Regions from separate parts of the Homo sapiens genome. Here region 1 is linked to region 2. A link is a contact called in ENCODE Hi-C data. All regions are on one chromosome and are shown on one strand. The core of a region is the stretch at or near the end of the contact, and the rest is flanking DNA. Distances in the headings are between cores, read along the strand shown. Region 1 overlaps GAP43 (growth associated protein 43). Region 2 holds the start of SIDT1 (SID1 transmembrane family member 1).

The links. Hi-C counts contacts between places; a loop is a spot of excess contacts on that map. Pooled maps may share reads with other maps.
Region 1: a loop to region 2 is called in a map with no recorded cell type, with 13 times the contacts of the local background. The contact joins the enhancer-like site here to the promoter of SIDT1 in region 2. A Hi-C loop is called at or near these places in 3 of 37 single-sample maps with no recorded cell type and 4 of 50 pooled maps.

What each region holds. Positions count from the first base shown.
Region 1 is chr3:115,657,223-115,660,579 of GRCh38, forward strand. All of the region lies in intron 1 of GAP43 (growth associated protein 43), which reads left to right. Among named protein-coding and RNA genes, the nearest start is that of GAP43, 35 kb to the left of the region's middle. RefSeq lists enhancers at 569-1,441, 1,442-2,313 and silencers at 1,235-1,464, 1,645-1,714. Within about 2 kb of position 1,674, at least 35 of the 41 ENCODE cell types and tissues checked have a DNase peak (open chromatin) inside an H3K27ac peak, as active enhancers do.
Region 2 is chr3:113,530,653-113,533,840 of GRCh38, forward strand. SIDT1 (SID1 transmembrane family member 1) reads left to right here and starts at 1,903. Exons shown (of 25, transcript NM_017699.3): 1 at 1,903-2,591. The coding sequence starts at 2,370. RefSeq lists enhancers at 1,295-1,514, 1,535-1,724, 1,865-2,194, 2,665-2,794 and a silencer at 2,465-2,514.

The DNA of each region.
Region 1 (3,357 bases), core at 424-2,923, 2.1 Mb after region 2:
TATGTGAGCAAGCGATGAGCTAAAGTGGAAGTGTAGGAGAGGTGAGTTGCTTAGGTCTAAGGAGAAAGACTGCTTAGGTGTGTGTTCACCCCCAGGACGAAGAAAGGAACACTGGGTGAGATTTTGTTCAACTACCCATAGTTACCACCAGATGGTGAAACTGATCCCGGGCCTCTTGGGTATTGATCAGTTTATGGGGAGATGGGGAGAAGACTATCTTTCACTTGTTAATTCATTAATTTCTTTCGCAAATATTTTTTCAGTACCTGCTAAGTCCCACGGACTATGCTAGGAGCTGCTGTTAAAATGACAAACCAGATAAGGTCACTGCCCTTAATCAACTTACAGTTGGGTGAGAAGCTATCAGGTACAAGTATGGCCCTAGAACAAATTAGTCTTTTCTAGTTAATAATCTTATGTGATGAGATTTGGCCTTGCTCCTTTGGTGACTTGCCTCAAGGAGCCCCAGGCAAAACCAATGTAACATATATTAATAATATATGAAATAATATATTTTGTAGACACAATTGCCTTATGTTGTCCAGGCTAGCCTCGAACTCCTGAGCTCAAGCAATCCTCCCCACCTCTGCCTCCCAAAGTTCTGGGATTACAGACGTGAGCCGCCGTACCCAGCCAAAAATGTTTATTTTGATTAGATGACTGGTATTAATCTGATTAACCAAAGAGACAAGGTATTACTAAATTCCTCATCCCTGGTAACATTTCCATGTTAGCTGTTTTCTATTTGTTTTTTCTTTTCCACAATGGTGCGGCCTAGAAACAGTTAACCTTCTTCGGGGTATTACATACCTTAGACATATAAAAAAGCTATGAGCATTCAACACTGAAATAATCATATAAACCAAACATACTGCACACTACTTCAGGGATACTCTGAAGCCCATCCTTAGACCCCAGACTCAAACAAAACAAAATACGATGTAAAGAACTGACACAAATCATCAGAGTTTAGAGAACAACGTGACGGGCAGCAGAGGAGAGGAGAGGGTTGAAGCAAACTTTTTTGGTTTTTTTTTCCTAAGTAGGGCTGGTTCTGGCTTGTCTTCCTTCTCCCCACTTTGCTTCTTACTCTTGGGCTTACAAACTGCCTGGTTTCCCTTCTCCAAGTCAGGGCTTCGTTTCTCTGCCTTGGCCTTCCTACCCCACCTTCTGCGTTCTGACTCCATGAGGCCCTTTTCGCGTCTCATTTTCTGCCTTCTTTAGGCGTTCCCTCGGCGGCTCTGCAGTGTGATCTCATCTCTTTGTTTCTCCCCGGCTGCCGTCAGTCACCGGCTCTCTGCGCCCCCACCCGCGCGGGCTCGCGGCCGTGCTGCGGGCGTGGCCTCAGCCGCTGAGACCCTGGGGACCGCAGGGCGTGGCGCGGCCTCCGCCCGCTGCACGGAGAGCCCCCCAGAGGCAGCGACACGGCGCTTGGGGTCCGCGGGGCTCCTCCTCCAACTCCGCAGACCTCCGGGGAGGCCTCTTGCTCCCCGAACACCCGGGAGTTCGCTTTCATTTTTAACGAATCTCCACAATCTCTTGTTTGGGAGATAATTGCTTCTTTCAGGGGCTTGGAGAACAAAAGCGTCAGCCCAGGGCCCCAGGTCTCTCCGCGGGAGGAGGGCACCCAGGGGCGATGCGCCGGGCTCTCTCCTTCGCCCTTCTTGGCCCGCTCGCCTTCAGCTCCCACCCGCAGCAGCAACCGCAGCCTGCTTCCGGGGACTGAGCAGCCCTGGGTCAGCCAAGGTTAAGCAGCGGGTGGGGAAGAGGAGAGAAAGCTGGGTCAATTGGAAGTAACCTTCTTGTACCGCCCACTTTTTCCTTGCTTGGAGGCGGCAAAAAGCACTTTAGCATTCTTCGGGCTGTTTGCGCCTCTTTCTCTAACAGGGCCAGGGGAGTGGAAGAGCGGCCGGCAGGAAGGTTTCTTTGTCAGCAAAAGCGGACCTTTGGAAACTAAACAGCAATGCTCTGTCTTTAGAAGACAGCACAGGAAGGAACAAACAGCTGAGGAGTGAAGGCCAGAGACCCCATTTGGAAAACAATGGCCTTTCATGATTATTACTATTTTTAAAAAGTTTTCTAGGCTTTTTCATTTGAACTTTCCATTTCTCACTATGAAATGCAGGTTCTATAGACAATTGCACACAAGTTTCTTTTTCGGGGGGGAGGGTAAACGAAGCAGGTGGAAAGAAGTGAGATGATTGTAGACGTGGCCAAATTTAGACTTGGTGTGAGATTTCCTCTTCGCTTGGAAACACATGGCACCAGCATGCATTTGTTCATTCATTCAATAATGTGAATGAACATTAAACACTACGATGTGATGGGCTTTGTCACAGGCTGTAAGTGGCTTCAGGTCCACATGAAAGGAGAGCGAAAAATTAAAATAAAATATTAGAGAGAGAGAAAAGGGAAGAGGGGCAAGGTGTCAGGCAGCAAGCTTCTTAGGGTCAGAATGGGTCCCCATCCCTAAAAGCTGATGACTGAAGAGACCCACGAGGGTAGACGAGCTGTAGAGAGACAATACTGCATCTGCCAGTGATGAGTGTAGGAAGCTCATGAGGGTTAGAACCTTCCCTCTCTGTTTTCTGACCTCTTTTTCTTTTTAAATAGGTTGAAGCCAACTGTGGTAGAGGATAACAGTGATTCGCGTATCTTATTTATTTATTTTTAGCAGCCCCCTCCCCCGCAACTAGGACAGTGAGTTCCATTCAGATTTTCAACACAGCTAAAAACTTGGCTTTAAAACTTGTGAAGGGAGACATTTCTTTAGAATCTTTCACTTTTTTCATCGCAGAGGCTTTGGGGGAATGTTTAGCTTTTTGCTGAATCATGAAGGGTTTGTTACTGCATTCTGAGAGGGTAGGAATTAGATGCCTAAAGGATGGTGTCTGCTTTCCTGTTGAGGTGGTTTATTTAACAGTTCATAGAGGCATGCAGGTCAAGTCATCCTTAACTGTACAGAGTCAAGGGTATTGCCACATGGGAGGCTGGCCAGCGGAGAAGTTTGGTGCTCTCTCAGTTTGGAGATCCTCATGTTGTATACATATTCCAAAATTCCCAGTAATTATGTACCTATAATTATATACCTATAAATACCATTCCAGATACTAGAATAAGATCACAGATAACTTCTTAGATGTTTCTTTTCTAGAGAAATAGGGAAACAGAACATATATACATTTGCACACAATTCAAACTTACACTTTGAATGTTTGTCTTAAATCTCCTAGTCAACTCCCTTAATGTACAGACAAAGAAACAGATCCAGAGAAGTGAAGAGACTTTCATAAAGTTGGAGTCAGGTTGGGATATGTCAGGCCTGGCCTTCTTGCTGCTGATTATTTCTCTGAATTT
Region 2 (3,188 bases), core at 653-3,152:
ATAAATATTTTGGGTTTCATGCTATGATGAAGGATCTGTTCCATTTGCTTCCAATTTAGTTGCGTAAAGTTGAGATAAAATCTTGAAGGAAGGGTCATAGCACCATTTAAATACCCACAGGTCTGTCATGTGGAAGAAGTATTAGGTTTATTCCTATGACTCCAGAGGGCAGAACTAGTACAAGTGAGTAGAAGACAGGCAGATTTCAACTAAGAATATGAAATGTCTTTCTAATAATGAGACACTTGCCCCCAAAAGAAGGTGTTGACTTGTGAAAGAACCAGTTCCTCATCTCTTATAGTGTTTAAAAAGAACGCCATAATAGAACTCCATAATCCTAGAGACTCCTTTAACTGGTCACACCAGCTAACCTCCAGGACCTTCGTAGATTTCAAGTTTATGAAATGTTGTTGAACTTTGAAAAGAGGCACAGATATTTTGAATACAACAGTTTAAAGTCATTCAAATTCTGGATGAAATTATTTCGTTATGCTCCTCAAAAACAGTGAGTTCTATTTGAAGTTTTACCCCCAGACTCTCCTTTGAATTAGTATTTTTGCCCATATACCCATATATTTTCAAGAAATTTCTTTCTTTCCTTCCTTCCTTCCTTCCTTCCTTTCTTCCTTCCTTCTTCCTTCCTTCCTTTCTTCCTTTTGAGATAGGGTCCTGCTCTGTCATCCAAGCTGGGGTGCAGTGGGGTGTTCACGGCTCATTGCAGCCTCGACCTCCCGGACTCAAGCAGTCCTCCCAACTCAACTCCCAAGTAGCTAGGACGACAGGCATGCACCACCACGCCCAGCTATTTTTGTATTTTTTGTAGAGATGGGGTTTCATCATGTTGCCCAGACTTGTCATGAACACATGGCCTCAAGCTAGCCCACCTCCCACTTCAGCCTCCCAAAGTGCTGGGATTACAGGCATGAGCCACTGCACCTGGCCAAGAACATTCAAAACTTTAAAACTGAAAATTGTCCTAATAAGGAGTCTACTAACTTAATCTTCCATCAGCATTGTTTTCTGATTTCACAGAAAACTTTACAACAAATGTATTGCATTCATTCTTGATGTTTTAAGAAATTAAAGGAATTAGACAAGGTAAAAACAAAAACAAATCTATCTCTTTAAAGATGGCAAGGACTAGGATTTTAATCTGTAATCTTAAATTTTTGAAAAAGATCTTTTCCTTCTTAATGACTTCTTTTTAAATGGTCCTTCAGGTTGAACACAATTACATTCTTTTATAGTATACAGTAATGAAGCTGAAATAAAACAGTGAGTTCTCTTCCACACGTAAATTGTGATTGTTCAATGTTCTGCAAGGTCTTCTGATGGCCCCATTCTCACCCTGCTCCTTACCTGCCTCTTTAACTCTTTAAATCTAATCCCCTAATTTTTATCAGAAAAGTATTTCCTTTTTACGATAGGCTGTGGTTTCTGCCTTTAAAAAAACAATCCTGGGGTTTCTCTCAGAATCTGGAAGAAGTCATTGCAATGGTAAAGTAGGTAAGAGGCTGGGGTGGAAAGAAATGCCTTCTGCATAAATCTAGTTAGTCTGAGTCGTTTTTTGACAACTTCCGGGACCAGACTTCAGGCAGTGCTGGAAATTGTTCTCTTTACCATATCTTTTTTTTTTTAACTGTACATATTTACATACATACACATATGGTGAGGGAGAGAACGTGATGACGTGAGACTCTCCATGGAGAGTAGGAGGTAATAAAGAAATAAAACAGGTGTCTGAGGAGAGGTTCTATTAGAGAGGGGAGAATAGAGAGTAATTATCGTTCAGACAGGCAAGAGTTCTCTGCAGGTAGCAGCCTGGGAAAGCGAACTCGCGCACCCTCTTGGGGGACGGGCTCTTTTGCTTTCTATTTCTTCTCCTGCAGCCAGGGTGCACACGTATTTGAAACAGACCGAATTTCCTCCTCGATGTGGCGTCAGGTTGACTTTTCGAGACTAGCGGGTATTTCTTTTTAATGACTCCAATGCCTTTTTATTATTGCTGTTATTGAGGTTGAGGGAGAAGAGATCGGTCTAAATTCTGGCTGGGTAAGTGGGGGGATTCTCGGCGATGAGAAACGGGGGACTTAGAAGCCGGAGGAAAATCAGCAGCCCCACATCTCCACTTCTCCAGTCCGCCCTACTCTCCACCCGTGACCTCCAGTGGAGACCCCAGGCGGCAGCATCAGTATTTGATCGGCCCTTCGTCAGCACGCTGCCAGCCCTGGCCGGCTGGGTTCGCCAGGCATCACCCGCTCGGCTCTGAAGCGGACGCCTGGCCCTGCACCGGGCTTTGGAAGGACCCTCTCTGCGCTCGCCCCCTCCCCAGGGTGGCTCCGCTTTCGAGCCCGGGCGCGGTGCCCACCATGCGCGGCTGCCTGCGGCTCGCGCTGCTCTGCGCGCTGCCCTGGCTCCTGCTGGCGGCGTCGCCCGGGCACCCGGCGAAATCCCCCAGGCAGCCCCCGGCACCGCGCCGCGACCCCTTCGACGCTGCCAGGGGCGCCGATTTCGATCATGTCTACAGCGGGGTGGTGAACCTCAGCACCGAGAACATCTACTCTTTCAACTACACCAGCCAGCCCGACCAGGTAAGACACTCGCTCCCCTCGCTCGACTCCTAGAACTTGCCAGATCTCAGAGCCCCGTCGCTGCTTTGGAGTCCCCTGGGAATTGACCTTGGGAGACTTCGGGGACCAGGGGACTTTCTTTCCCTTTCTCCTCCGAAGCAATCGCTGCCCTGCCCTAGCTGCCTCAACACGCCTCGGGGACAACTCTGCTTCGCCTCGCGCCTCTCCTGGCCTGGTCAAGGGCATTGCTGGGCTTTGCAGAGGCACCAGTTCCCCGCACCGTCTGCGGGTCCTGGGTCCCTGCTGGGTCTTTCTCCAGGAAAGTCCTGATTTCTAGGGTTGCGGGGTGTGGTGTGGAGTGCGAAGAAGAACCGCACCTCGGTTCCTAATCCCCTGCAGGGAAGAAACCTAATTTCAAGTGGCTGATTCAGCCAGACCCTTCTATTTCATAGCGCATGGGGAGGGAGAACTGCTCAGAATCTAAAATGGAAATTGTGTGAAAATGGACGGAAGCTGCAGAACCTCTGTGCATTCAACAGTCACTTCCTGCGTTTTTGTGCCATTGTCACACGTTGTGCTTCAGAGACGCCAGAAGACCTGGGCAAAGACGTGAGAACT